Linked DNA regions of Mus musculus: all the other regions are linked to region 3. Evidence: chromatin loops called from intact Hi-C (ENCODE). Cell type or tissue: left cerebral cortex. All regions are shown on one strand. Links, peaks and the distances in the headings refer to the core of each region. The heading gives the core; the rest is flanking DNA. Region 1 has its middle 43 kb from the start of Bank1. Region 2 has its middle 70 kb from the start of Gm31243. Region 3 has its middle 140 kb from the start of Gm31243.

The links. A loop is a pair of places that touch in the nucleus more often than their neighbours do. Peaks named below come from ENCODE experiments on the same cell type or tissue, not always from the same donor. Only the 100,000 strongest peaks of a DNase experiment are listed, where the experiment ranks them.
Region 1: it touches region 3 in a loop (2.2-fold over the local background); 2 of 42 quality-filtered maps call a loop at or near these places.
Region 2: it touches region 3 in a loop (7-fold over the local background); 2 of 42 quality-filtered maps call a loop at or near these places.

What each region holds. Positions count from the first base shown.
Region 1 is chr3:136,364,037-136,374,512 of GRCm38, reverse strand. No RefSeq gene overlaps it. Among named protein-coding and RNA genes, the nearest start is that of Bank1, 43 kb to the right of the region's middle. In left cerebral cortex, for the core only: no CTCF peak of the experiment used is centred there; DNase peaks (open chromatin) are centred at 3,507, 4,428 and 4,785; H3K4me3 peaks cover 686 bases; H3K27ac peaks cover 1,233 bases.
Region 2 is chr3:135,966,229-135,976,704 of GRCm38, reverse strand. It overlaps the pseudogene Gm16500. Among named protein-coding and RNA genes, the nearest start is that of Gm31243, 70 kb to the right of the region's middle. In left cerebral cortex, for the core only: no CTCF peak of the experiment used is centred there; DNase peaks (open chromatin) are centred at 4,167, 4,882, 5,147, 6,287 and 1 more place; H3K27ac peaks cover 3,358 bases.
Region 3 is chr3:136,035,118-136,045,593 of GRCm38, reverse strand. No RefSeq gene overlaps it. Among named protein-coding and RNA genes, the nearest start is that of Gm31243, 140 kb to the right of the region's middle. In left cerebral cortex, for the core only: no CTCF peak of the experiment used is centred there; DNase peaks (open chromatin) are centred at 4,854, 5,340 and 5,936; H3K27ac peaks cover 1,950 bases.

The DNA.
Region 1 (10,476 bases), core at 1,761-6,760, 330 kb before region 3:
GTGTAATGAATAAAACAGAATAGAACAGTCCTAAAATTTTTGTAGAAGTCACACAGACCCAAATAACCTAGATATTTACAGACAAAAGAACAAAAGAACAAAGCTCAAGGTATCACAGTGCCTGATTCCAACTTCAACCACAGAGCCATAGTAAAAAAAACAATATTTTGCCCTCACAACAACACATGCAGAGATCAGATGAATAGATAGATGACACCAAAATAAACCCATATAGTTACAGCCACCAAAATTTTGACAAAGAAGCCAAAAACATGCATTAGAGAGAAAACACTTTATCAAATGTTGCAGGGAAAACTACACATTCGCATGTAGGAGGATAAAATAGATCCCTAACTCTCATCATATAAAAAACTCAGGTCCAAGTGGATGAAAGACCATATTGTAGGACTCAAATCTCCAAAACTGTTAAAGGAATACACAGAGATAGCCTATCAAGACATGCATAGACTGCCGAAGGAAGTGCTAATATCTCTAAAAAGAATCCCCAGAAATGACAAATGGAATTACATAAAATTAACATTGTGGACATACTAATAAAACAGACATTGAAAGTCCATTCTCTCCACTTAGAATAGTTATCACTAAGAAAGCAAATAACAACTATTAAGGAGCATGTGGACAAAAGAGAGCCTTAGAAACTGCTGGTGGGGATGTAGGAAATCAGCCACTGGGAGAATCAGTATGTGTGTTTCCCCAAAATTAACACTTGAGCTCCTATGTAATCCAGCTGTAATAGTCCTCAGAATATGCCTCATGGATTCTAAGTCAGAGGACTATGGAGACACCTGTATCACTATACTTCCTAGAGCACCATCCACAATAGCCTAAGCATTCACAATAGCCTCTAATGAGTAGATGAGAGGATAAAGAAAGTCTAACACCTATACATAAATAAGTATTCTTAGCCATAAGGTCTAATGTCGTTATATCACTTACAAGAAAATATGTAATACAAGAGAACATCATATAAAGGGAATTAGGTCAGATTCAGAAAAGCAAGTAATAATACATGTTTTCTTTAATATGATAATAGAGAGATAGATGGAGAAGGGAATGGCTAGAAGTGACAATACAGTGACACACACACACACACACACACACACACACACACACACACACACACGAACATGTCTTTATGAAATCCACCATTGTGTCTAAGGACTAAATGGGAATGAAAATGAATGAACCTCTATTTTAAAACAGCTCCTAACTGAGCTGTATTATCACAGTGTGAGAAAGGATCCCTCTACAACCAGTAAGTTGTATTCTCAATAAGTTGTATGAATCAAGAAAGCAATTAATAAAAGACTGGTTAAAGGCACATTATAAACTCGTGATATCATTATGGATGCAGCAGACCCAACTTTGTTGCTGCCAAGTTGCTAGACACCATCAGTTTCTACCTCTATGTTCAAGGGTAAGGCTAACAACAGAACCTGAGTGTCAGGCATGGGCAGCATTATGGACCATCTTGAGCATCAGTTGTATAACATCAGGTGAGTTCATCCCTGGAACTGCTTGTACTGAAAGCAGAATGAGTTTGTTTGTAGGAGAATGTATAGATTCATTCTAGAGTATATATTAAATGATCTAAGTGACATCCCCTTTCATAGTCCATCCATTTTAATTCTGATTATAGTTCTTAGGACAGTTAATCATATGCAAAATTTTATTAATCTATTTACTTATAATTCTGTGTATTAAAATCCAAGTATCACGCATAGCAAGCATATGCTGTACAGTGAGCTATAACCCCGGTTCTCCATAAATTTTGATTTCGATGACAAACTCCACCCTATTGCAGCTTTGAGAGGCAGTCTAATCCAGAGAACTCTGTACCCATTCTCCTCTGTCACATGCAAAGAGAAGCCCACTCCCTGTAAAAATTAAAGTCTGCTGACGAGATAGGGATCAAAGATGTTTTGAGAAATCCAGAGACATAAAGTAGAGATTTTTCATCCACATTTTTCTAGCCATTAATGGAATAAGATTTATGGAGTGAGAGGGATATGAATATGTTTGTGTGCATGTGTATGCACACACACATATGTGTAAAAATGTGTATAGTTCATGTATGTGCAGGTACACACGTGTTGAGGCACACATTTACTCTTGCAAATGTGTGCATGTGAAAGCCAGAAGAACAACCTCTGATAATATTCCTCAGTTATTATTCACGTCTTTACGTGTGTGTATATGTGGGGGTGGGGACTGGGGGAGGTGTGTATGTGCACAAGTGCCTGTGACACAGGTTCAATCAGTGATCTGAAACTTGCTAGCTAATGAGCCCCAGATAGTTTTCTCTGTCCACCTCCCAAGTATAAGAATCAGAAACTTACAACCACACATATCGCTTTATAAAATGATGACTTTATTATTCTTTGAAATTTTAATACAATATAGTTTGATCATATTCATCCTAATCCCTCCAGTTATCCTGGATGCTCCTTCACATCTCTACCTATCCAACTTCATGTACTCTCTTTCTCTCAGCACACACACACACACACACACACACACACACATCCCACAGTCTGGTCCCTCAAGTCTAGTTTGCGTTGTCCTACTTGTGGGCATGGAGCGTGTCTTGGAGTGTGGTGTAAGCCAGGTGATACTCTATTGAACAAAACTGACTTGTGCTCTTCCAGCAGCAATAAAATATCAAAGTTCCTCACCTAGGGGTCTGACTTTATCCCCCTGTTTCCTCCTCCAGGCTGCCATTTTATATAGCTTGAGTTTGGGTAGATTGGTTTCGTTCATATTGTCACTGTTCCTGTGACTTCATATGTGTATCCACCATGTTGTATCTAGAAGACACTGTTTCCATGGAGCCATCCATCACCTCTGACTCTCATACACATTTCAACATAGATCCATGAGCCTTGAGGTGGAAGCGGGGTATGTTGTAGGCACCCATTTATAGCTGAGCACTCCTAAGTCTTGGTGTTCATTGCTGTTTACTGCAAGAAAATGCTTTTCTTATCAAAGCTGAATGATGGTTGATGCTTTATGGGTATAATGTATGATTAGGAACCTTTATATTGTTATATCCATGTAACAGAATAGTAGTAGTAGACTCCCCCTTAATGGCATTGACCTTTCTAGACACAGTCAAGTATGTGTTCCATTCCATAATTAAGACCTTAATCCAATATTTTCAAAAGTCGTTGACTACTTTTCTAACATGCGTGCCACTATTGCACTTACGGACACATATGGCCAGGCAGGTTATTGCTGCAGCTTGCAATCCATAGCCATGTGTGACTGGGGATCTCCTTTCTGGCAGCATCCATGACTCCTTCTGTCATTATGAACAATATGCAGAAGGGATGAGGCTTTCAGTTGACCACCAGGCAGATTTCTCCATGTTGTTGTTTGTTTTACTTCCATAGATGTCCTTTGTGTATATATTAAGGCTTCCACTTTTGTGTTTTTGGTAGGAGTCCTGTGTGTGTGAGTGGGAGTGTCACTGCATCTATATGCATGCCTTGTGCTTTTCCTGCAGTCTCTTTGTGGTTGGATGTTTGGTCGGATTCCTATTTTTTTAATCTTATTTTATTATGATTCCTTAAATGCTGATTTGTTTTCTGACACAGAAAGGATGTCAATGTGAATGGGGAGCAACTTGGGGGAGTAGCGGGGAGACTATAACCAGAATATACCAAAATAAAATCTATTTTCAATAAAATAAAACAAAATAAAATAAAATAAATTCTCCATAAAATTATCATTGTTTCCCTACTTCTGCCATCACAACATTTTGAGACAGATCAGGAAAAGTGGGAGGTATGAAAGAACCCCTACAGAATTAAATAAGCAGGAGTTTGAGCAGTGGAATTGTCTCAAGACATGTCTAAACTATGATAGATTCTGTCTAGTCTCCTAATAGTCCTTAAAAAACAAACAAGTGTAGCCTAGCGTTCCTCAAGATTAGCCTAAATTACGTAACTGATGTTACCGTCACTCAGTGTAAATCGTATTTTGCAGTTGTAATTTTATAAAGTGTTCTTTTGGATGTTTTGAAAAGGGGAGCAGGGCGGGGGAGTGTATAGGGAACTTTCGGGATAGCATTTGAAATATAAATAAAGAAAATATATAATAATAATAATAAAGAAAAGCAGGAAAAACTCACAATGTTCTAGGAATCTGAAAACACTTCGACTGTAGAAGAATGAATAGGAATACTTATAGCGTCTGCCTGATGGCTCCTCCTTTTAGACTGAATGGTCTGTCTCTGATCTTTTCCCGAGGCTTCATTAAACACCAAGTCATATGTAAAGCGATACTGATCCGAAGGACAGGTTTGGAACTTCACCAGGAAGTGACAGTGATGTCTCTTCAGTCTTATGCGGACAGCTCACACTTTATGCTCACTTTCCGCACTGTGAGTACGCCCCTGCACTCATCCATCCCCCACGTTACCAGCGTGGGATGTACTGAATGTCAGCTGAGGAGCATTGATTTGCTTTTATATTGTTGATTCAAAGGAGACCTAGACAGAGGAAAACATTTTTAAAGGAATAAAATACAAAGTGCTCTTAGAACCTAGTTGATTTTATTACAGCGTATTTCCGTTGTGCCTACTCTCTTTTAAGGATAAATGAGCTGTTTGGTAGGAGAAAAAAAAGAGCTGAAGCTTTACTGAGAGATTTTGTACTTACTGTGTGCTTCTGAGCAAGTTACTTCAGGACAAAGGTTTCATAATAAAATCCCTGGACTTTATTCACCGATGATGAAAATAATCACTCCGTGGGGGAAATTGGCCATCTGTGAGTGGCATCCGCTGGGATGCAGGGGTGTAAGTGGGTTGCCCACGAGCCTCCTGGGTGAGTTTCAGCCAAGCTGTCCTCCAATCAGAGGCTAATTAAGATGAGAAACTGCCACACAATATTGAAATATAGCCACGGGTGGAACAGAAATCATTCCTGGCCTCGTCGTCACTCTGAACTATGGCAAACCAGAGCAATGCCACTTCGACACAGCAATCCCTTGAAGCAGATGAAGAAACTTTGCTGGTTCCCGGTTTCTCTCACCCAGTACCCTTCCTCTCACCTTCGAGCTGCTGATGTCCCGGTGACTGTGGATAACTCCTGTGCCTCATATGGTGCTGCAATGTCTCCAGGACTGTGCATAACTCCCGTGTCTGGTGTCTCTGTCCCATTTACCCCACTTCTTCCATCTCCCCACCAGCTTCAGTGACATCAGATGCAAATATTTACACCCAACCAATGGACAGAAGCAGGTGACCACTGTTGTTGAATTAGGGAAGGCTGAAAGAAGCTGAAGAGAAGGGCCATCCTGTAGGAGGACCAGCAATTTCAATTAATCTGGACCCTCAAGATCTCTCAAACACTGTACCACCAAACAGACAGCATACACTAGCTGATATGAGACCCCTAACACACACACAGTAAAGGACTTCCAGGTCTGTGTTCATTCAGAGATGCTGCACCTAACCCTCAAGAGACTGAAGGTTCCAGGGAGTTTAGTGGTCAGGTGGGGTCAGAATGGGGCATCCATGTGGAGACGGGGTGGGGTGGGGTGGAGGTGTGGGATGTGGAGCAGATGGAGGGTGGATGTGGAGGGGCAGGGAATGAAATGTGGAGTATAAAAAATAAACAATAAAATAAAATGCAAAAAAGAGAACGAAAAGTAAAAAAAGAGAAGTCATGTTTTGTTTGTGTTGGGCAATACTGTGTTGTTTTTCTTGCTGAAATACAATCTTTGGTGTAATGCCTTTGAACTTCACATAAAGCTTCTGAGATAAACACATCTTATTATCTTTATAAATATGGGGAAACATTCTGAGTTATGAAATATCTGGGCCGGAGTATCTGGGTGGTAAATATTTGATCTATACAGATTTATTATTGCCACTTTTTCTTGTGAAGTATCGACAGCTTCCTCTTTTCCACATCACATCTCCATTTAAAAGCCCCTATCCAGAACTTCTTTTTCATTTTTTAAAATTTGAGAATAGTATAATTTCTCCATAAAAATAAAAGGAGAGAAGCATTGATAATCTCCCAGTATCTGGACTAAGTAACAAGAGACCAAACCTAATAATCTTAGAGATGACAGAGAAAACTTTTGGTGGCGTGTCCTGGGTATACAGCACAGAAAATCGTTGTAACTGGTTTGCTGGATCTTCATTTCCAAACTGTATTAAATACAAATCCACAACCTCTCATGCCACATAGATCTCAATAAAATGTTCTAAATATAAGTACAAAGTCCAAGCTGACTCTTTCTAATTCTCTCATCATTTCCAAGCAGAAGCCAGATTTCCTGTTTCTCCATGGTTAGATCACACTGTTCATACTATCATATAAATCAGGATTTATATCAGCATATTATATTTTGACTTGATTTTCCATCATGACCATGCTTTGAGCTTAGGCACAATACATTTTCATACATTCCTTTATTTTAATGTTCTCTTACAGATGAATAAAATATCTTGTGTAAACACCCTTAAACACATTTCTCTCTTGTGAGGACAGATTCCAAAGGGAAACTGCTTATTCAATGTCTTAGTGCTTTTCAGAAGTTAGTTTAGGATACATTTCAAAAGGTCATATCAATTAGCATGTGCTAACTGATTTCTTTTTATTTTCAATTTTTTATTAGATATTTTCTTCATTTACATTTCAAATGCTATCCAGAAAGTCCCCCCGCCCGCTCCCCTACCCACCACTCCCCCACTTCTTGGCCCTGGCGTTCCCCTGTAGCGAGGCATATAAAGTTTGCAAGACCAAGGGGCCTCTCTTCCCACTGATGGCCAACTAGGCCATCTCCTGCTACATATGCAGCTAGAGTCATGAGCTCTGGGAATACTGATTAGTTCATAATGTTGTTCCACCTATAGGGTTGCAGACTCCTTCAGCTCCTTGGGTACTTTCTCTAGCTCCTCCATTGGGGGCCCTGTATTCTATATAGCAGCCTTATTTATAATAGCCAGAAGCTGGAAAGAACCCAGATGTCCCTCAACAGAGGAATGGATACAGAAAATGTGGTACATTTACACAATGGAGTACTACTCAGCAATTAAAAACAATGAATTCATGAAATTCTTAGGCAAATGGATGCATCTGGAGGATATCATCCTGAGTGAGGTAACCCAATCACAAAATAACACACATGGTATGCACTCACTGATAAGCGGTTATTAACCCAGAAACTTAGAATATCCAAGATACAATTTGCAAAATGCATGAAACTCAAGAAGAAGGAAGATCAAATAGAGTGGGGAACAAAATACCCATGGAAGGAGTTACAAAGTTTGGAGCAGAGCCTGAAGGAAAGACCACCCAGAGACTGCCCCACCCAGGGATCCATTCAATATAAAACGACCAAACCCAGACACTATTGCACATGCCAGAAAGACTTTGCTGAATTCTATTTCACAAAGGGATCCGCAGCTTTGCCAGCCTTCCTCTTTGCAGCTTCTCCCTCACCAATCTCCGTGGAGCAGGGTGCCTAAGCCTATTGTGTTTGCATTTTCTGATCTCTGCTCCGGTAGATTACAGTGCCATCTGCTTCTGCTGCTCTTCATCTTTCCTGAATTTCTGTTTTGCTATTCATAGAATCCTCTAGCATACTCTTTCTTCCCATGAAGAAAATGGTGTGAGGTTTCTGCTTCCCTCACATCTTTGTACAAAGGTTTATGGTTTTAAGAAATTGTTTTTATTTTTCTTCATAAAATGTCTTATGCCTTTCTTCCTACACTTTTTTTTTCTGTCTGGCAGGGTTGAGTCTCTCTATTTCTCCTTCTTGGTAACATTCTCCACGTACCCGAGAAGGCTATGTCTGCTTAGACATTCTGTAATTGTTTTCCATATACTTCATTCAAATATGTCCTAAATTTAATTTTTAAAATTCAGGCTTTTAGCCTATTGTGCAGTTTATTTGATAAGATTTACTGGTTTCTTTCTGAAAGTGCCATAAAATGGGATCCCAGCAATTTCCAGCTTTCTAGTTAGTTAGTCAACTGTGTACATGGAATGACCCAAAGTTCTTCACCACTGGACATCCCAAATCAGTCTTTCTAAGAACTATTGTATAGGCAACTAAGAAGGCTAAAATGATTGAATCAAACAAGGAGGTAAAATTTTAGGGCAAGTCCCCACATCTATGACATTCCATTTTCTCACTATAGGGCTGTTCTTAGAAGATACTGAAACTATATCATTATTTTACTAGTTGAAAAAGCCTAGCATATATTATATTCCCTAAGGGAAAATGTGATTGACCATTGAATGCTGATAAAGTAACATGCTTACAATAAGACAACTGATATTCACTATCAACTCTCTTCCAAGGCAGGACTGTGACTTACAGTGGTACATAAAATAGAAATGAAGGCAGACATCGGAACCTCATGAAAGATGAATAAAACACCAGCATGAAGGAAAAGAAACAGGATGATCATGAAAACTTTGAGAGCCTATCCGCAACCTAAATTAGGCCTAAAATCGTGCCCTAATTTTCTGAAACTACCAGAAAGTGACCTTGTTGTTTATACAACAGCATTTTTATTTCCGGGGGGCAATAGCAGATATCTGTTCTTGCTCCTAACAACAGGCTAAGTTTTCTCTTGAACTTCATCATAAAGAGATCACTGTTTGAATAATAAATAGTGCCCCCAGTGGTCTACTCGAAATAGATGCATGAACAAGAGTTCCGGAGGACCATCTCCCAATAGGCTCCTTGCGTTACTCTGCAGGGCAAGACAATAAACACAGGTCTGCGGAGAGAGCTAGGAGAGCAAGTCTTGTAACTGACTTATTTGCCACAGAGTTCTGAGACATAGAGGGGTTGAGGTAGCAGACCTAGTCCACATAGCTGGTATAAAATAAGGCTTTATTTGTCTGAATGAGCGAAGGCCATTGTAACCTTCATTTAGTGTGCCCTGAGTCTCTATCTCACAATAAAATGTTTAGAGAAATCTGGTCAGAGTGACCAACATTAATACAAAAAAATGATGGTTTGTGCTGGTGAGGATGTGGGAAGAGGGAAACACTCATCCACTGAGGATGGGAGTGCAAACATGAACAGCCATCATGGAAATCAGTGTGGTGATTCCCCAGGAAGCTGGCAATATATGTATTCAGAGATACCTACTCATCAATGTTCACTGCTGCTCTACTTATAATAACCAGAAATTGGAAACAGACCAGATGTCCATCAACAGATGAATGGATAAAACAAATGCTATATTTATGCAATATAATGTTATTTGCTTATTGTTTGCTCTCTACAAGCATATGTAAGGCCCTGTGGATGAAGACAATACTTACATACCTCATGGAATACAGAGAATTTGTGCTGGTACCTTATTAACATTTTCTACTGAGTAGTGTTCATTGTATTATAAGGTACACTGTACACTATCAGGGGAGAAGTGTAGTCACTAACCCAAGTACAAACTCTGCAGTCTACAATGGTGACCTACCTGGATGATACTCCAATACAATAGTGGCCCAGATGTTGTAGGAGTAACCACCCTTTAGTTGATTGTATTTAAGGTATCTCCATGAGATGGAATGTATTTCAGACACTGCCTGGGTGGACTGGACAAGCACCTAAGACTAGATAGGTAATGGGCCCAGGAGAAACCAAATACTACTGTTTTGTTATAGGAACCTAGCAACAAAATAACTCCTAACAATATTCTGCTCTACTCATGATCAGTGTCTCACCTGTCCATCATCAGAGAAATTTCCTCTGACTCTAGGTGGGAACTAAGAGACCCTGTGATGGGTGGTTTAGATGAGAATTGGCTTACATTTTGAATGCTTAGTCACCTGGTAGTAGAAATATTTGGGAAGAATTAAGAGATGTGATCTTGTTGAAGAAGGTGTGTCACTAGGAATGAGCTTTGAAATTATAATAGTCCACGCTAAGTCAAGTCTCTCTCTCTCTCTCTCTCTCTCTCTCTCTCTCTCTCTCTCTCTCTCTCTCTCTTTCTCTCCCCTTGGTGCCTGGGAATCAGGATTATGTCCATCTTCTTCCCACAATGATGATTATGGACCGCCCCTATAAAACTGTACTACTCTCTACAACCTGCTTCCATTAATTTCTTCTTTTTATAAGAGTTACCGTGGCCATTGTGTCTCTTCACAGCAATTGAACAATCACTAAGACCCATGTGTGCAGACAAGAGAGACTTTGGAACTCTCAGTGCTAAAGATGATGTCTTCCTTAACTTCCTCTTCTCTGGACTCAGGGAGCTATGGAAAAGAGGAGGTAAAATGATTGTAAGAGCCAGAAGGGATGGATGAACCAAGAAAGCAGTATCTTTCAGACAAAATAGAAATGATGCACATAAAAACTCAAGGAGACAAAGGCCACCTGCACAGGTTCAAGCCAGAAAGGATCCCAGTGCTGAGCCACAAAGTGGACCTGGACTGCTATCATAAACCAAGAAGCTATCCCCAGCTGGCAACTGCTTGC
Region 2 (10,476 bases), core at 2,381-7,380, 68 kb after region 3:
TCTGTCTGAAATTAAATGAGCAAAGGCACAGAAATAAGACAAGACAGGGGCACTGGAGAGTTGGAGCTATGGATCATGGGATTCCTAAGCAGAATTTTATCATCTTATGTATATAATTCAGCTTCTAGAAAGAAATAGGGATCATGTAGGTAGTAATCTGAAAGGGACTCAGGGACTGACCTGCTGTAATGGCCCACAGGAGAGCACTCAGTCCAGTAACACATAGGATACAACAAACCCCATGGCTGTCCTAAGGCAGCAGTGATACAGGTGATCTAGTAAGCCTTTTTTTTTTTAACTGTCTTCACCCCTGTATCAAGCAGTGGCCCTAGAGAAATGCCAAGAGGTTAGAGAGGAAATTCAAATGCAGAAAGAAAGAAGAAAGGAAAAAAGAGAGAAAGAAAGAAAGAAAGAAAGAAAGAAAGAAAGAAAGAAAGAAAGAGAGAGAGAGAGAGAGAAAGAGAGAAAGAGAGAGAAAGAAAGAGAGAGAGAGAGAGAGAGAGAGAGAGAGAGAGAGAGAGAGAGAAACTCCTGCCCTGTAATTAGTAAATCAAAACAAAATCAACAACAACAACCACAAAACCTCTGTACCTTGATGAAAGAACAGCTAAACAAAACTTGAACAATATCCCTGTTTATTTATTTATTTATTTTTGGTTTTTGGGTTTGTTTACTTTTTTTTTGGTTGGTTGGTTGGTTTTTCATGACAGGGTTTTTCTGTATAGCCCTGACTGTTCTGGAACTCACTCTGTAGACCATGCTGTCTTCAGACTCAGAAATCCACCTGCCTCTGCCTCCCAAGTGCTGGGATTAAAGGCATGTGCCACCGCTGCCTGGCTGAACAATATCCCTCTTAAGGTTCCAGAAAGGAGATTTCATTTTAAATCCTTTTCTCTATCTCTTAGAAGACACGAAGCGACTTCAATTTACAGTTGTGAGTGAAGAGCTGGTGATTAGGTGGCAGTTATACAGAGAAGAATCTCTTGTCTCATTTTATTTTATGACCAAGCTTCCCGAGTCTTCAAATTACAAACTCATTAGTCTAGACACCCTCAGATGCTCATAAAATCCAATCTTCTACCTTGCAGGCAGAACATAAATATGTCCTGTACTTGAAGAACAGAAATATAATAAAGAATATTTATACTTCACTATATTTTACTGACAACAAAAAAAAGTTTCTTGTGATACTTAGCTAGAGAACACTTTGTGCTGAGCACTCTAGGACTTCACGGCTTCAGTGTTACTTGAGAGTAGAGATTGATATGTTCGTTGTAGAAGTTTGACAACAAAAGGTAAAATCAGACTAACTTCAATGGTAAATAAAAGCTTCTTTATTAATTAAAATTGAAGACTTCTATCTACTGACTGCTCAAATGGATCCCATCATGAAACTCCCCTTATGGCCTCTATGACTCTGACCACCATGGCCCCACTTCAGCCAGAGGAAGTAAGAAAACAAAGAGAAAGACACAGCCCCACCCATCAGGATATTTCCCCAGATTCACTTATTCAGTCTTACATCTTATCCTAGTAAAGATTTCTATTTCTCTGTTAAAATATCATGACCAAAAGCAACTTGGAGAGGAACGGGTTTGTTTTGCTTATGACCCTCAGACCACACTCTTTCACTAAGAAAAGTCAGAGAAGGAACTGAAGCAGAAGCCATGGAGGAACACTGTGTATCGGCTTCCTCCACACAGCTCACTTAGCCTGCTTCCTTACAGTACCGAGGACTACCTGCCCAGGCAGAGATTGCACTGCCCTACCGTCGGAAGGGTCCCCCCAAGTCAAATATTAACCAAGGTAATATCTTCACCACAGACTTAACTACAGCACAATCTTAGGGAGGCTTTCTGTCAGTTAAGTTTTTCTCTTCCCCAGTATGTCTAGATTTGTATCAGGTCTACAAAACCCACTAGCACACATCTCATTAGTCAACTGTTAGTTAATGGACCACCTGCTTTGAGGAAGCTATGACACAGCCTCATCCTGTACCATCATTATTTTGAGTATTCTATTGTAGAGGCAGAGGAAGAAACTGGAGTCTCAATGTAATTTACCTTTAAAACGGAGACTCGGTATGGGTATAAGAAGGAAGCACTAGTAATTAAACCAGAGAATACGGGTAAATCGGTACATGTACTTGTGCTGGCAAGAACAGTTATTGAGATATGAGTTGCAGACTCCACACTCTAATATTTTCATTTTAAAGCCAAATAATTAGTAAAACATTCATAACATTTTATTTTTTTGCCTCTATTTTAGTGGCTTAAAAAAAAAAAGCAATCCTCAAAAAAGAAAAAAGTTGTTTAACTTGACCACAACTTCACCAAAAATAAGCATCAAACCTAGAAATTAATTCATCACTTTCTGAGTCTTACAAATCTAAAGAAAATCCCAAGGTTTTTTGTTTTTTTTTTTTTTTATAATCCCTGATGCAGCTTCTGTCGACTAACATAAAACTATGTTCTCTGGTGTCAATAAGATCACAGCAAGGGAAAGATACCCAGCATACAAGAATATAGAGAATAAGATTCTGACCAAACAAATGGTAGAAAGGGCAAAACTGGAGTGATAGATACAGATCAGTGCTTGAGAGAAAAGAAATTAGGTTCTGAGGGGCAGGAATGTAGCTCAGGGTGATGGAGCGTTCTGCATGATGGGGCGGTGGTTATGTAGGTGGCTCATTGTTAAGCTCATTGAAGTGTGCACCTAAAGCTGACAGACTTATTATATATAAATTACCTTTCAAGAACACTGAAGAGTCGAGTGTGTGTGTTTCACCTGTCTACTCTCAACCCAGTATTTCTATCTTTCTTTTTATTAGCACACATGAAGACTAGCAAAGACATCCTTCTTTTGGCTAGCCTGTCCCTTGTACATTTGTAATGGCCTATTGGGTTGTTTTAAATATGGGGTGTGGGTGTTTGTGTGTGTGTGTGTGTGTGTGTGTGTGTGTGTGTGTGTGTGTGTCACAGTATAGTTGTAGAGATCAGAGAACAACTTGCCAGAGAAGGTTCTCACCTTCCACTGTATAGGGTCTGAAGCTCAAATTTAATTCCTTAGCAAGTGCCTTTCTCCATCTAATCAGTCCCAGAGAAAAAGTCTTAAGCCTCTTTTCTAGGGACCATAGATACAGCTGTTTTTAGCATGATACTATGATACTTGTGAGGTCCCACTTGATAGCACCAGGCCTTATCATGTGACTATGTTCATTATATTTTTTCTCTTTCCTATTTCACAATTGTGTTGCCCTCCCCCCTTTTTTGGCAATTTGACACAAATTAGAGTTATCAGAGAAGAACAAGCCTCAGCTGAGGAAATACTTCCATAAGATGGAGCTATAAAACCTTCTTTCAGTTAGTCATCAGTGGGGGAGGGCCCAGCCCTTCATGCATGATGTTATCGCTGGCCCGGCAGTCCTGAGTTCTATAAGAAAGCAGGCTGAACAAAATAGGGGGAAGCAAGCCAGGAAGCAGCACCCCTGTAGGATGCTACTGGGCTTGAGTTCCAGTTCGGATTTCCTTCAGTGGTGAGCAGCAGTGTAGAAGATATGGAAGTGTAAGCCAAACCAAAAGAAAAGAAAAAAGGAGGAAAACAAACAAACAAACAAACAAACAACCATTGACTCCACAACTTGCTTTTTAGTCATGGTGTTTTGTTAGTAACCCTAACTAAGAAAACTATCTCTATGTCTTGATTGGTGAATGATCAAAATAATAGATTCTATAAAAGCAAATTAGGGTGCTGTATAGTCGCTACAAAGCTTCAAAAAATAACCCTTGGGATAGGAGGTAGAAAAGCTCCTACAATCTTCTGAAGAGCCTTGCCTACAAGCTCCATCTCAAAGTGGAGACTATGAAGGTGTGTGGGAGGATGGAACTGCAACACCCAGGTTTTGGGGTGATGGCTCTGGCCAAGACACATGACACGGATCAGGGAACAGAATCAGTCAGGAAGCCTTCACAGTTGTCTAAGTCAACGTGCAAGGGGCTTTTGCACAGTGAGGCTGTGGGCGTGTTCAGGCAAGGGTGAAATAAGCTGAGGTAGTTGGAGAGCTGGGAAGGGTGGGGGGATAGCCATACTCTGTTCTCCCTCCACCCACCACCCTCCAGACCAGAGCCGGGAGGGAGTACCATGGGGAGAAAGAACAGTACAATCTGACAAATGAAGGTGTGGGTGGCCCTGGAACAGCCCACTGAGACACAGAAATTGTTATTCTCCCTCTGTAGCTGTCATTTCTTTCCCCATCCTACTCACTGTATTTGGGTTTTTGTTTTTCCTTTCAACAACTACATATATTTCTGTAACAGCTAGGGAGCACTGGCATTAAGTGTCTTACAAAGTCTCTGGTGTTAAGTGAGCTTCCCATGTAAGTAGACACCATGAAGATGTCAGGCCCTCTTCTGCTGGTCTTGGGTAATTCCATCTCCTCCCTTTAATTTTCCTGGCTATTTTACATATGGTTTCTTTTCATTTTTCTATACGATTGACAACATTTGTTCCCTCTCGTTATATTTTCTGTTCTGCGGAGCCATTCTTTGTAGCAGGCTTATAAACTTTAACTCCCACTGTAACTCAGACTGAAAAGAAAATGAGCGTTCTTCCTGCACTTTCCCTGGCCCTCTGTGTTAGTCTCAACTACACTAGTTAACGGAAGAAACAAATGAACGAAATTCAATTAACACTTAGTCTCCTTAATCTCCTCCAATAGTTCCAACTTCATCGGGGGAAATATTCTCTCAGAAAAGATAAACTACTGCTTCTGGCAGCCCTCTCCCTGCCTGTTCCTCTGTAAATGACACATTACACTGTGTGGTGGAGTGGAGGCTATGGTTTGTGATGCTTTTAAGAAGATGTGATGTGTTCTGCTTGCCCAGATCTCCATGGCAACCTGAGGCTCCTGGGTATCTCTTCCCTGCTGTGAGGATGCATAACTTCACTTCGTGTCCATGAGACTTAGGGTTTTTGTATAGTCTGTCTTGCCATACCAAGTTCAGGTTAGTATAACCTTGACTTGCCACCGTGCCACTGACCAGGTTTTCTTCATAGTCGTCAGAGCTTCCTTTCTGGGCTGGGGTCAGGTGGGCTTCCATTCCCCAGCTGCGAAGCCTCAGTGTAGCATCTCACCTTCAGCTTTGGAGGCAGCTCAGGAAGCTGATTCCATATGGTCTGTCTCTTTTTGACACAGGATAGAAAGATAGGGAAATTAAGGATACTTTGGAAGGGAAAGGAACCCTCACTCCTGAGTCTGCTTAAGTGTCTGGTAGGGATCTTGTGGGAGTCAAGGAATCCTGCGCAGTTACCAAAATTTGAAGTGAAGGTTTCCCGTGTAGAGATAATATTCCTTTTATGTAGAGATAGTTTCAGATAAAGAATGTTAAGATAGCAATGAATCATGCTTAAGCCCAGCCATGTATAATATTAAGTATGGTCTTACCCTTATACCAGATTCCTTCTAGGAGATCTCATTTAAAAAAAAAAAAAAAGACTATTAACTTTACAGAAAAGCAGCCTTACTTTTTATACAACCCTTGTGATCAGCTGTGATCTAATCCAGTGAGTGCACCTTAGAAGCCACCTGATGATCTCAAAACCATGACAGTCCTTTAAGATACAACTTCGGAGCCTACCAAAAGTGGATAGTTGGCTCTTAAAAGACAATCTGTCTCCCCTTCCCTTTCCTGGGCTACAGTCTTCTTATCACTATGATTAAATCTACATTAAAATAACTTTCTACTAAACTCTATCTCTGCCTCTTACTGGCTAAACCTTAAATTCTTTCCTGTGGTAAAGTCATGAGTTCCAACTCTCTGAGAAGAACCCTTCAAACTGCTGCAGAATAGGAGTCTGCAATGCTATCTCTAGCCCACACTCCACTGCCAGGAACATTCTGACCATACTGGGGTAACTACTATGATGGTCAAGCCTACTGTTAGTAACAGTGATGTTCACTGCTATTTCATCATTCTGAACAGGTCTCAAGCAGAGAAGCTGCCAGCCCTTGCCCACCCATGTTATATCCATAACCTTTCTCCTTTAGAGCTACTAGAGACAAAAAAAAAATCCAAAACAAAACAAAACAAAACCCAGTCAGCCCTGCTGCCTATTAGGTATGATCTTTGATGAGTTTCTGAGTGTCTCTTTTGTACCAGTTTTCCCCAAATGCAAAATGGAAATGAGGCATAAATTTGCCTCATGGGTCCACAGAGGATGAAAAGAGTTGGCACACATACATAGTTAAATGTTCTTATATAGAGAGAGAAGCAACCACAGAGTTGATCTTCAGTATGTTAACATAAATGCTTTTCCATTTCCTTCTCATACATCTCTTGGGATTCCCTCTCTAGCAATCTTTCATGGCAGGCTGTTCCATCCCCCTGACATCCGCAGCATCCCTGAAACCTCTGCATCTGGCTGTGGGTGGGCAGAGGCAGCTCTAAAGGAAATCAGGACACTCTTCTTAAGACAGATTCCCAGGACTATGACCCTGCCCCAGGAATCTATGGTGGTGTTAAGAAGGCTGAAGTTCTTCTTGATCTATTCTTGCTATTTCCTCCCCTAAGAGATTTTACTCTCTGCCCACTCACCCTTCCTATTCCCCCGGGAAGTTGAATACTTGGGGGAAAATAGGACAGAAGTCTTGGAAAGACAAAAGAAAAGAGAACATTAAGTTTTCATGTTTAGCGTTTATTTATTTATTTATTTATTTATTTATTTGGTACTGGGAATTAAACTTGGAACCTGCGAGGGTTAAACACATGCTCCATCACTGAGCAATCCTGCCAGGCCTAGACATTTAAATATTACTACTCTCTATTTGTCCTCTTTGGCTGCTCTTTATACTTAAAGAACTCTCCAAATAATCAAAAGTATGCTCAAATTCATCAGCTTAGCATTTGCATAACCATGTCCTCTGGTTTTAAACTTAATAAACTGCAATTTCATCTGTTGCCAGTAATCCATGCCAAAAATATGCATATGTCAGAAACGATCTCTTGCTTGTTGCCCCCAAGAGGTTGTCTCTGCATAATTAAATAAGTTTCATTTAAAAGAATGCTATTGTGAACAAATTATCAAAGAATAGCAAAGATTTCAGCAGATATTATAGAATATGGCTATTGAACTTTTTGCTGACAGCAGAAAATGAATTCCTAGTGAAACTGAATAGGAGGGAAATGATGCTAAGTCCTCAAATCCTGATGCAACTCAAAAGTAGAGTAAATCAGTGAGTTCAGATCAGTGCCACATGTCAGCCACCCCTAGTCCTTTAGAGTAATAATCATTGACCTATAATAAAAACAATCTAAGGAGGGAAGCTCCAAGGGCCAGCAGAATGAATGGAAATATTCAACTGCAGGAGGAAGGAGGTGGGGGGAATCCTCTAAAATGTACCAGAGACCTGGGGGGTGAGAGATTCTCAGGACTCAAAGGGAGAAGGGAGGGACCTTAGATGAAATGCCCAACAGTGGGAAGAGGGAACTTGTAGAGCCCACCTCCAGTAGAAAGACAAGGAATCAAGTGGAAGGACAGAGTTGCCATCCCAAAGTCAAAAACTCTGACCCAGAATTGTTCCTGTCTAAAAGAACTGCAGGGACAAAAATGGAGAAGAGACTGAAGGCAAGGAGGTCCAGTGACTGGTCCAACTGGGGAATCCATCTCAAAGGGAGGCTCCAAGGCCTGACACTACTACTGATGCTATGGTGTGCTTACACACAGGATCATAGCATAGCTGTCCTCCGAGAGGTCCAACAAGCAGATGACTGAGGCAGACACAGATATTACACCCAACCAGTGGACAAAAATTGGGGACCCCTGTGGTTGAATTAGGGAAAGGCTGGAAGATGCTGAGGAGAGAGATCCAATAAGAAGACCAGCAGTCTCAACTAACCCAGACCCCTGAGATCTCTCAGACACTGAGCCACAAACCAGGCAGCATGCATGAGCTGGTCTGTGACCCCTGACACATATACAACTGCCTGGTCTGGCTCCAGTGAGAGAAAATGCACCTAACTCTCAAGAGACTTGAAGCCCCAGGAAGTGGAGAGAGGCCTCATGGGGTGGGGGTGGGGTGGGGGGTGGACATAGGGGAGGGGCATTTGGAGGGGACGAAGAACTGGATGAGGAACTGTCAGAGGGTGAACCGGAAGGGGATAAGGACTGGACTGTAAAAAAAAAAAGATTAAAAATAAATATTTTAAAAATAATAACAACAACAATCTAGATGGAGCTAGGTTTGGTTAGAGAACATAAGGTTAAAATACAAGTGCTCTATGCTAATTACTACAGGATGAGCATTAAAGCAAATTCTGCATCTTTGGGAAGGGAACAAGAGTGTGATTGACCTACTTAGGTACAGTGTATGCATTCAGGAACACTTGGGGTACATAAAGCTCCATCACAACATCCTGTACTTACCCCATCCAAACACCTTAGGTACCATTTACTGAGAGTCACACATCCCATCAGAGTTGTTTGACATGGTACTGACCATAACTGTGACTATGGAGTAAATTTCAACTTATTGATTCAAGACTAGCTACGACAACAAGATGTACCACAGGGAGTACAACAGTCCAGGAAATTCATAAATATATCAAAGGCTTTAAAAATTAGGATTTATGTGCATTTTAGTATTTTGCTTTTTTTTTATGGTAATTGTTGGTTTTGAGCTGGGGGTCTCGCTCAGAAGCCCAGGCTAACCTGTAAGTTACTATGTAGCCCAGACCTCCAATTTAGTAATCCTCCTGCCTCAACTTCATGTGAGCTAAGATCACAGTGTCACACCCCAGGTTTGGGAAATAAGACTTTCAAGAGATGTTGTTCAGCTTTTGAAACAGAGGGATCTCAAAACATTTTATCAGCCAAACTTCAGAGTAAGTGTAAATTCATGTTTACAGCCACAAAACTTGGCCTTGGGTTCTAGAACCTCTGCTTATCAGTTCTTAGTGCTTGGGCAACTTATCCAAGCTCACTCAGCCTTAGCCTTCTCATCTATGAGAGAAACACTCACTAGAGGATGAATGAAGTAGGAGTAATCGTATTTTGGGGACCCCCCATTATCCCAAGTCGGAGAATCCCTTCCAGTATCCTCTGGGGTACAGAAGCACCTACACAATAATCCTGGGGCGTGGGGGGCGTGGAGATCCATGGTGATGAACATTATAACACAGTTGGCTAGTAGATAATAAAGATAGTCATCTGACTCTATCCTATGCTGAGATTAAGAGAGGAAAAGGCCCTTAATTAAATTAGAATGATAAACCACTCCATAGCTACTAGAGTGGTAAAAAGTTTAAATTCACCAATAAACATGCTAAGTAAATAAACGGCCATGACAGTAACTAAAATGCAAAACAACTAGTGTTTTCATAAGCTGGCAGAGTGGTACACCATGGTATTGCTTTTAGAAAGCAGCTTCAGATGGAATTAATCTTGCCAATGCTCTATGGTACCAAAATCCTGCTTGTTCTAAGATTAATTAAAGAAGGAAGCAGAGTGTGTGTCAAAGCATATTTATTCATAAGACATGCTCAAATATTCACTAATTGGAAAAACAATAGTGAGTCCACACAATAATGACCTAGCCAGGGGGAAATTTAAAAAAGAAAACCAGCTCTTTACATATGTAATTATCTACACCAAACTTGAGAGCATTCTGGGAAACAGAGGAAGCCAAAGGCATGCAATTGTTATAGGATTCCATTCCACATTGGTCAAGATAGCATAGCTAAGCAACTGCCACAGTTTTGGAGATTATAGAGGAAATTAGCTACTATGACATACATACCTTTTAGGAGTGATGGAAAAGTTTTATGTCTCATTTGTGGTTGTTTTAAATGTTTTTACTCCTCAAAAATCCAACAACCTGTCCTTATAATGTGATTTGACTGTCTGACTTATTAAATATATAAATATCAATTTTAAAATGTTCTCTAGATATTGTGGTATATACTTATGATCTTAGCACCCAAGTAATGGAGACAAGAGAATAGCAAATTTAAGGTCAGACTGGGCTTCTTAGAAACTCTACATACCATGCACATACCATGCATGTCCTTTAGGGTCTAAGTTACCTCACTCACAACATTTTCTAGTTCCATCCATTTGCCTGCAAAATTCAGGATGCCCTCGTTCTTAATAGCTGAGTAGTATTTCATTGTGTAAATAAACCACATTTTCTGTATGCATTCTTCTGTCATGGGACATCTGGTTGTTTCCAGCTTCTGGGCATCACAAATAATGCATGGTATGTGTTCACTAGTTAGTGGATATTAGCAGGGCGGGGGGGGGGGGGGAGTACAGAATACAAGATACAGTCGACAGAACTCAAAAAGGTCAACAAGCTGAAGTGCCAAAGTGAAGACACTTCAGTCTCACTTGAGATAGATAAGAAAGCAATCAAAAGTGAGGGAGAGACCTGGGAGGGAAAGTGGAGGGGAGAAGGGGAGGGAAGGAGAGGGGAACCTGATC
Region 3 (10,476 bases), core at 2,831-7,830:
AATATGCACAATTCCGCCACAGTGCCAAGAGGAGACTTGAAGACGACATAGAAAACATGGCCTCAATTTAGAGATTTGGTAAGAATGTAAAACAAAGACCTACTTTTACAGTGGCTGTTGTCAAGAATCAGCTCAATATTACCAACATTATATTTTCATTATCTCCATTAGAGACTACCATTTCAAATAAGCAGCATCTTTGCATAGCTCTAGTGGACAACTGACTCATGCTACTTGTGCTGTAAGAGCTTCCAAGTGCAAGAAATGCTCAGACTTTCCCGCTGTACAAGACATCTTGTTAAATATGGAAGTGATCTGTCTTTAATGCCATTGGACAACTAAATAGCAGACTGTGTGGCTACCTAAGGTCACAATCAGAGTGGAACCTTGCAAGTGGCACCTTTATGGGATAACAGTAAACCCAGTTTCTTCTTAATATCCAACAATCCAGATAAACCTTAGCACATACTCCCAGACAACTACTGAGGAGTTGTCCATTGCTGTGTATCTAATGATGTCATGTTCTAAACATGCTCCTGATGGAATTGTTATAATGAACACAGGCCCTCAGCAACAACATGAGGGACAAGATTCCCTCATGTAGTGAAAAGAACAAATGGACAGGGATCTTGACCTGCAGACTTGGTGGCGACCTGATTTAGAAATATGTGGATAAAAAGCAGCAACAGCAGCAACTAAATAAATGATTCTGTGCTCCCATATGTTACCATAGGTCCTTGGAATCAAGTCTCAAGGTATGTTTTGAGAAAGAGCGAACTTTCTTAAGCCATCTTTAACATTAAGTTGATTGAGAATTTTATACATGTATCTAACACATCCTGAGACCTCTTTCCCACCACCACCAGTCTGATGCTCCCTTCCACACCTATCAACCTCCCTCTCACTTCCTGACCCTTTTTCAGATTCATGATTGTTGTTTTGTGACCAATTTAGTTCAAAAAGGAAGATCTCTGGGGCCATTGGGTTGAGACTATCCATTATGTATCCAGTGGATACATAACTGAAATTAACAACTTCCCTTTCCCTGAAACTATAATAAATAGGCAAATAGTGAAGTGTAGGACCCCGTGAGCTCCTCTTCAATCCTTGTCTGGCTCTTGATGGACCCATTCTTCAGTAAACCCAATACAGTCATCTCCAGTTCTTAAAAGTTCTTAGTCACAATAGCTGTGTATAGCGCAAATGTTGAGGTTTTCCCAGCCCTTCTTGCTATCTTCTAGCTTTGGTAATATTTCCACACTTTCTTCTTCAGCATTCCCTGAGACACAGAGAAGGTATGGTATGAATGTGATACTTTAAGGTTTGGAACTCCACCATCACTTTTTCTTAACACCATAAATCTCTGCATTTGTCATGGTTCACTGGAAAGAGTGACATCTCTAAGACTGAAAATGTATTTTGTTTATGGATATAAACAAATAAGCATATATTTATAAGCATATATTTAGAAGGAAGTTCAACACTATGCCAATTTAGCTAAACAACAGATTGAAGTGCCCGAATGAGCTTTGAGTTTTCAGTGTCAGATATGGACTCTTCCCTGTGACTTGGGCCTCAACTTCAATTACTGATAAGTTGGTTGTTCCCATAACAACTGTGCCACTATTGCACGAGTGGACAAACATCTTGCCTGGCAAGGCTATCCTATAGTTCACAGAGTTCTTTCCCAGCAGTAGTCATATCACTTTGCAGCACTATGAAAGCTAGCAGGGATAACACCCAGAGGCAGCTCCACTCCCAGGTGCTCCAACATGCCCAGGATCAAAGGATCAGAGGTGAGGAGAACACAACATCTGTCCCCAACACAGGGAGTTACTGGGACCGGTGAGATCCAGGCATGCAGAAACTCCGCCAAACCAGTGGCGCAGGTTCCTTCTGGTCTGTCTGGGCTGGCGCCATGAGCAGACCTTGGACACAAGCAGCTCCAATCCCAGGCACTCTAACATGGCCAGGATCACAGGATCCCAGGAGCTTCGTCACACCAGGATCTCAAGGTCCCAGAGGCAGCTTGACTCCCAGGAGCTCTGACACACCCAGGATCTTAGGATCCCAGGATCTCAGAATCACAGGATCTCAGAATCACAGGATCACAGAGACAGCTTGACTCAGAGGAGTTCTGACACAAGCAGGATCATAGGAAAAAACAGGTTTCAGTCAGATATAGCCAGAGCAGGTAGTACTAGAGATAACCAGATGGCGGGAGGCAAGCATAAGAACATAAGCAACAGAAACCAAGGTTACTTGGCATCATCAGAACCCAATTCTCCAACCATAGCAAGTCCTGGATACCCCAACACACCAGAAAAGCAAGATTCAGATCTAAAATCACTTCTTATGATGATGATAGAGGACTTGATGGACATAAATTACTCCCTTAAAGAAATACAGGAGAAAATAGGTAAAAAGCTAGAAGTCCTTAAAGAGGAAACACAAAGAGTTACAGGAAAACACAATCAAACAGGCAAAGGAAAGGAACAGAACCATCCAGGATAAAAAAAAAATGGAACTGGAAAAAAATAAAGAAATCACAAAGGGAGACAACCCTGGAGTTAGAAAACCTAGGAAAGAGATCAGAAGTCATAGATGCAAGCATCACCAACAGAATACAAGAGATAGAAGTGAGAATCTCAGGTGCAGAAAATACCATAGAAAACATTGACACAACAGTGAAAGAAAATGCAAAAGACAAAAAGCTCCTAACTCAAAACATCCAGGACACAATGAGAAGATCAAACCTAAGAATAATAGGTATAGAAGAGAGTGAAGATTCCCAACTTAAATGGCCAGTAAATATCTTCAACAAATTATAAAAGAAAACTTCCCTAACCTAAAGAAAGAGGTGCCCATGAACATACAAGAAGTCTACAGAACTTCAAATAGACTCGACCAGAAAAGAAATTCCTCCTGTCACATAATAACCAAAACACCAAGTGCACTAAACAAAGAAAGAATTTTAAAAGCAGTAAGGGGAAAAGGTCAAGTAACATATGAAGGCAGGCCTATTAGAATTACACCAGACTTCTCACCAGAGACTATGAAAGCCAGAAGATCCTGGACAGATGTCATACAGACCCTAAGAAAACACAAATGCCAGCCCAAACTACTATACCCAGCAAAACTCTCAATCACCATAGTCAGAGAAAACAAGATATTCTATGACAAAACCAAATTTACAGAATATCTTTTCACAAATCCAGCCCTTCAAAGGATAATAGATGGAAAACACCAACACAAGGAAGGAAACTACACCCTAGAAAAATCAAGAAAGTAATCTTTAAACAAACCCACTCAAACATAATTCCACCTCTAACAAGAAAATTAACAGGAAGTAACAATCACTTTTCCTTAATATCTTGTAATATGAAAATTAATATTACCAACATATCCTAATCGATTGAAAGTCAAAAATATGAAGAATTAGAAATTTGCCAGCTGTCATCCCATGGTCCCTCTAATTTGGTAATGGGAGAAATAAGTCCTATATTGTACAATCCATATGCACTTTCTGCTTGTTTGTACATGAAAGGGTCTTTCTGTGTGCAACAGGATGGTCTTGAAATCATGCTTCTCCTATCTCAGCCTCTCTATTAGTAGGATTGATTATTTGACGTTTGTACACTATACTATGGTTTTCAGAACAGCTTACGTATTTCAAAATTATTTATACAGCCAAGAGCAATGTAGACAATTAATTTGGGAGGTGCCTTGTAAGACAACAGCAAAGCATGAGACTGAAGGCCTTGCTTGATATTTATAATTATTGTATCAATTTTGAAGAAGAGGACTTTATAAGTTACTCGTATTCTGAGATGAGTGCTTTTCAAAATCATCATAGCCAATGAACCAGAATCTTACCCTCACCTAATGTCTGTGCCACCCTCCAAGCAGAACCATTGTTCATTTAAACAGTTGATGAATGACTTCATGGATATACCATCTTAATACACATACCATTTCTTCAATGAATGCAACCTGCTCCCTGAGGGCTGAGAATGATGACAATCACTCAAGTCAAATAGGTTTGACCATAGCAGGAAATCTGTATCCAAAAATCATGCCTACAATTCATTCCTTGGTGCAGCAGAACTGTCAACTCTTATCTACTATGGAGGTAAAATCCTTTGATGTGAGGAACATTCAAGTACAGCCTTATTACAATAAACTCCCATGTCCAAAAACTGTTCTTATTTTGTGTTTGTACCACATTAAGAGCCAATATTTTAAGCTCTACTAAAAACAAAACAAACAAACAAAAAGACTTTATCTATTTATTCTCATTAAAAAACTAATAGTGATATATTATTTTAAAATAAAAAGAAGGCTAGCAGGGAAGAGGCTTCTAGTTCATTCCAGCTTTTTCTCTATATCATGCAACCAAGACATATGGTTTCTTCAGCAGTAGGGTCTTATAATCTGACCAATAACCTGTAGTGATATGTAGAGCAAAGCCTTATGTCTGGCTTTGGGTTAAATGTTTCACCAAAGTCTTTGCTAAGTTTGGATCATTCAGTAGAGGCTAAGAAATTGTTATGAGGCTGTGCAAACTTTGAAGAAATGTTGTCTCTCCGGAAGGTCTGCACTTGGAGCTACAGGAGAGCTTGAAGCTGTATTAATCTCAGACCTAACCCACTCCTGGCAAACCTGGAGTTCTTACTTTTCGTTATGGCTAGCCATGGTCAAAAAGAACTGAAATTTGTGTGTGGTGTCTGCTCTCATGGGCAGCAAGGGCAAGACAACTTTGGTAGCTGGAACCTTCCCCAGCCCCAATTAACCTTGTATGATGTTTGAATCAAGTAGCTGGAGTGAGCTAGCTGGGTATTAGTCTAACCTGAAAGGCTATACCCCTCTGCTCCTTCGCAAAGTGATGGCTTAGCATCTTGGTGAGCTTCTCTCTGTACTACGGCACCTACAACCAACATCAGTCAATAATAACCCTTAAGAATTTATCCAACACCTATCATTGGAGCTTTTGCTTAGTAATCCATAGCTTCAAGAATTATTTTCCAATCCTGAAGGATATGTCACTTCCAAATCTGCTTGCTCATTTCGTTTTGGCTTTGTTTGGTTATAAGATTATATAAGGATGTTTTTCATTCTCCTGTCATTTTGGTTAACCCTTCCTCCTTCCCTCATCCCCCTTTTCCTACACACTTTCAGTTTTTAAACCTTCCCACCTGCTCTGAACCCCCCTTTCTGCTTATGTAATCACTACATTCACTATCCCCTCTGTTAAGACAAGCTCTCTTCAGGGGCTCCTTTCCAGTTCCTTCTCCTACAGAATTCCTAGTTACACATGCTCACTTATGGATTCAAGCTGGGAGCCACTTTGAGGGAGAACATTCGGTGTTTAATTTTTTGTGCCTGTGTTACCTCACTCAACTCCAGTACAAAATTTAAAGAAATTTAAATGACTTCGATGTTCATGATCATTTATTTTAACCCATGCATTTTCATCTTCTGGAAGCAGCCTTATCTCTCTACAGAAGAGAACAATCAACTCTTTTTAAGGAAATTCTAAGAAAAGAGTCTAGACAAATTAAGTGTACCCAGATTTGATTCTGAGATGAAGGATGGAAGGGCTGGCTCAAGTGAACAAGAGACTCGGTGCTCAGCTTATTTAGGTAGAGTTTATTCAAAGTAGTTATTTCAAAGTCAGTTTCTTTCATCATTTTTTTTCCTTAAAACTGTTCCTAGTGCACAATTTTTAATTCTTAGAAAGATGCCATGGTGATACTTGAGCTACTTTCCCAATGCCTTCTCAGAGTTTTTCAACTTTAACGCGAAAACATCCCGTCCCCATGCGTCCTAACTGCAGCAAGGAACAGAGCCCAAGAGTCAGTTCAGGGCAACTTATTTCAGCCTTGCACTCCAAGCTTTCTGATCTGCCATTTTTTTTTTTTTAGCACCAGATGAAACTTGTGGGTGTCTGCTGGCTGAGCACCCCCTCAGACATGTGGTCCGGGGTGTGCTTAGATGGAAAGCAGAGCCTGTGAGCCTTCAGACACTTCTTCCAGATGGGATGTGATTGGAACTGGTGCATTCTATCATAATCTTTGGGAGGACGACCATTCTTCCCACTCAGGACTGATAGTCAATCTCTTGCCCACCCAAGGTCCTTTGAAATAGGCTGGATACTGGGTACTTTTTAACTGCCCCTTATTGTAGAAATACAAAATGATTCACTACATTGTTAGCAGCATATGCTTGACATACTTTGAGACAAAGATTTAATAAACACATTAGGGAAAATCAATTATAAATAGCACATGTTTTGCACAACCCGAGCCGCGGGACAGTAACTACTCACAATTCTCAGACAAATTTCTTCAAATCACTTATGAAAAAGACTGCGTAAATGAGCAGAGTGGTTTGGGTATATATGCTAGTTACAGAGTTATAAATGGATGAAGCTTAAAGAAATATTTGCTAAAATCCTTAGGCTTCAATACAGAAACAAAAGCAAACACCTGTGAACCTGCCTGACAAAGAATGAAGCTGCCAGAATTCAAATAGTAGTTGCTCAGAATGTTGGTCTCCCAGTTCTAAACTTCATGTGTTGATCCAAAGAAAATGGCATTAACACGTAGAAGTCTGGAGTGGCTGTTTATCTAGACGGTCACGGCTATCACCAATGACACCAGAGAGACCCTTTGCCTATCAATACAAATGGAACACAGCAAGACAGCCCAGCAAGAAAACCAGAACCCCATTAGACTCTGAATGTACATTGATCTTAGACATTTTAGCCTCACAAAACAACGAGGAGTAAGGCTTTGTTGTTTCTGAACCCATCTGATTATGAAATACTATTATAGTAGTCTTAACTAGCACAGCTCTCATCATATAACATAAGAGAGACATAGGGAGGAACTACTTAGATTGCCCTTTCCATGGGGGTGGCCAGCTTTGGGAAAAGTAATGAATGAACTTTGGAATCCACAGCGCCACTTACACTGAAGTTCTGCCTACCTGTTGCTCCCAACCAAGACCTGAGCACTGTGTGAGAGCTGTAGCCAGGCTACCCTCTCCCAGTGTAGGATTTCTTCAAGGGGTAAGCTTTGTTCTGAGTAGCTGAGTGGTCTCAGAACCTCATTAAGACCTCTGGAGAGGAGGCACTGAAGTCTTCAACTCTTCCAGCCTCACCGTTCTTCCTTGCGCCTCTTTTCTTAGGTGCCAGACATGCAGTGCAATCTAGACCCCGCCCCTGCCAGCCTGTGTCTACCTCTGCTGTCCACAGATGTCCCATCCAGTAAGGCTCCTACCAGCCTGTGTCCACCTCTGCTGTCCACAAATGTCCTATCCAGTAAGTCCCCTGCATTTCTCACTCTGTCACCTCCAGGAAGCCCTAAACTGCTATCAACCTAACTTCAGTGTCATCCTAGCCCATCTTCCTTGTAGAAAACAAATAATAGCTAGACACTGTAAACTTGATATTGACTATGAACAGCAGAGTAATAACTACCATTTTTCTCTTTTACAACATAGCATACCTGATTTCCAATTTTTAATTTCCTGTTTGAACTGTTGTTCCTTCCCTGCAAACCATTTCAAATAGAGGATCACTTTTCTTGGCCTTCCTTCTGTAACCTTATCTATGGCTTTCTTTAGCCCAAAGTCACACTTGTCCTACTGACACTGACACAAAGTTACCGGGATAAAAAATGAACAGGTTTCTAACAGATGTAACCATTTTCTAAGGAAATTAATTCTCTTAGTTAATTCTAACCTTCCACATTTTGTGTGTTCTAGTGTTGAAAGGAAAGGTTTAAGTGTGCATTTTGAAATCAATTTCATCTTTATAGCCTTGGCTTCAGAAAGTAGTGCTGCTCAAATCGAAATCATGTTATCATAGCTATTAGCTTAAGTCTGCATTAAGACTTGCCCACAATTGTGAACTCACTCTGGAGCCTATGCAAAGCAAATCTTCCTTAGCCACATTTTGCCAGACATCAACAGACTCCAGGGTTTCCTAATTCACTCCCCGTCCTTGTGCTATATTCTTTGCTCAAAACCACCCTCTAGTATCACCTGCATGACTTCTTTTCTTTGTGAACAGTGAAAGAACAGAGCTACAGAGCTACAGTTTGGACAGATGTTGAGGGTGAGATTTCTTTAGAGAGCATCATGTAAGCAGAGATAATAAGCAAGTGCCTGTTCTATGGAGAGAACCTTCGAGAGCATAGAGGATGACAAAGCAGGAATCCCAAGGCCCCCACAGCAGCCCCCACAGCTCCACAACACAGGGGCAGGAAAGCAGAGAGAAATGTGACACTTGCTAGGAGTCTGCAGAGGTCACACGCTGAAATCAGCACCAAAGGAACCAGAAGATGAGACTCATTTCAACTTTTAAAATCAGCTTTTAACTCCCTAAGCTTAAATGAGAGTTTCAACAACAACAACAACAACAAAACAAACAAAAAAATGCTAATTCCCAATCTGCTCAGATATTCACCTCCTTTAACAGATCAACAAAACCAGATCAGTCCCTGAAATCCTCAGTAAAAATCATGCAGTGCTTCTTTTGAGTTTCTTTGTGAATCTGCAATTTAGATAGAAGGAGCCGGACCTGCCCTTTAAGAAAGGAGAGAGGACAAGGGCAGGTACTTGTAGGTGATGAGCAAAACCCTATTCTTCCTGAGGGTAACCCAGGAGAGGCACCAGTGACAGAGGGAGGGGCCTTAGGGTTACTGATGTGACAGAGGCGAAGGGGCCAGAGAAAGGAGGAAGAGCAATGAGTCTACGATGCAGGGAAGGGAGGTAGGAAAAGAAAAAATGAGACACAGGGTTGAGAAAGAAAAAGTACTGGGAAAGTTATTTATATCGCAGACACTGTAATGTAACTGTGAGGTTCTAAGGAAATTTAAATAAATAAACAAACAATAAAACCACAAGAAAGGACAAAGATCAAAATGAGTCAAATGCCCTCTTTAAATACAAACACCCTGGGAGATCTAACAATTAAAATAGTGGGGAAAGTATCTGTTGCATAGTAATTTTGAAAAGTAGAGGTAGCTAGATATTTCTTACCTTAGCAATAAATAAGAAGTAGATATGTATGCATGAACAGTAATTTTTATGCTCCACTAGACTGGTAGATTTTGGTCAGCGAGCAGCATTTATTTGAACCGGTGCAACTCCCTCACTTGCAAGGCTCTCCAAAAAGCATCTTCCTTGAATAATAGCCTGGAAGATGAGGAAGCCACTTCAGGGTGCGCTGCTACTTTAAACTCTCCTCTCTGCCTCTGAAGGGTCTAGGTAATTGTATGCAATTTTACCTTTACTTCAAAGAAAGATTCTTTCTTCTTATTTTCAAATACTGTGTTGCTAGGTAAATTCTTAAGTCATTTCTCCAACATTTCCAGACATCAGGAAAGACATTTGCTGCTACCAAAGTTGGCAGAAAGGAATTTAGAAAATATCCCACACTGACACTTCTCCAGCCCAGAGAACAGCTGGCTCACTCTGAAGACCATGGAGTGTCAGCAACTTTAAATCAGCTTTTCAAGACTGCACTCCAAAGGGCTCTCCATATAGCTCAAGCATTTTGCCTGTGGTGTCTTTGCATGAATCTTGAAGAGAGTCTAGATAAATTAGGTGAGAGGTCATAGATGGCACTGCTACAAATCAAGTAGCCATAGCAACAGCAGGAGTTCACTGCCACTGCTAAGTTCATGACCTTCAGATCCAGCTCTAGTGGAGTCAACCAGACCTCGAATCAACTGTAGGGATAGAGAGTTGTCTAGGCCCTGCAACAGGAATATCCCAAAGGCTGATGCTCAGACTTAGCCCAGGGTTACAAGTACCCACTTCCATACTTCAGATCATCTTTAGAAAAAGAACAAGTCAGCTATCCATGAGGACAGCCTGCCTGAGAGCTATCTAAAAGACATGCTTTGGTAGGACCTGTAGTTGCACAATTCCTTAGGATATCACTTATTCTTTGACTACATGTGGGTCCCTTGGCCTAAATGGATACCACATTTAGCAGTATTATTTTTAAAATACATGCTAAGTCATGCCTTCTCTCCTGAGCACGTCATCTTTGATCCCATCAAACTACTGCAACACTCAGAAGAATCAAAGAGTTTCCATTTGAGAAATATTGACAATAATTCAAGAGTAATAACAGATTATTCAAATTTGCACAGAGAACAATCATGAATTTTAAGACATTTCTGGAAAATCTGAGTTGACAGAGTAGCTAAAGATGCTTACCAGAATCGGTGAAAATTTGAGTTTGATTTCTGCAACCCACAGTCTAGAAAGAGAATTATATCCTGCAAGAGACCCTCTGGTCTTCACACATACATATGAAGTGAGAGCCTGCACAGACTCATTCAGCAAGCAAATAAAAGAGATAAATAAGCTAGAAAAAAACTACGAACAATACTTAACACTATATGGTACTCCTAAGAGAAATTAAGGAAGAACTAGTTAAGTGGAGATGTGTACAGT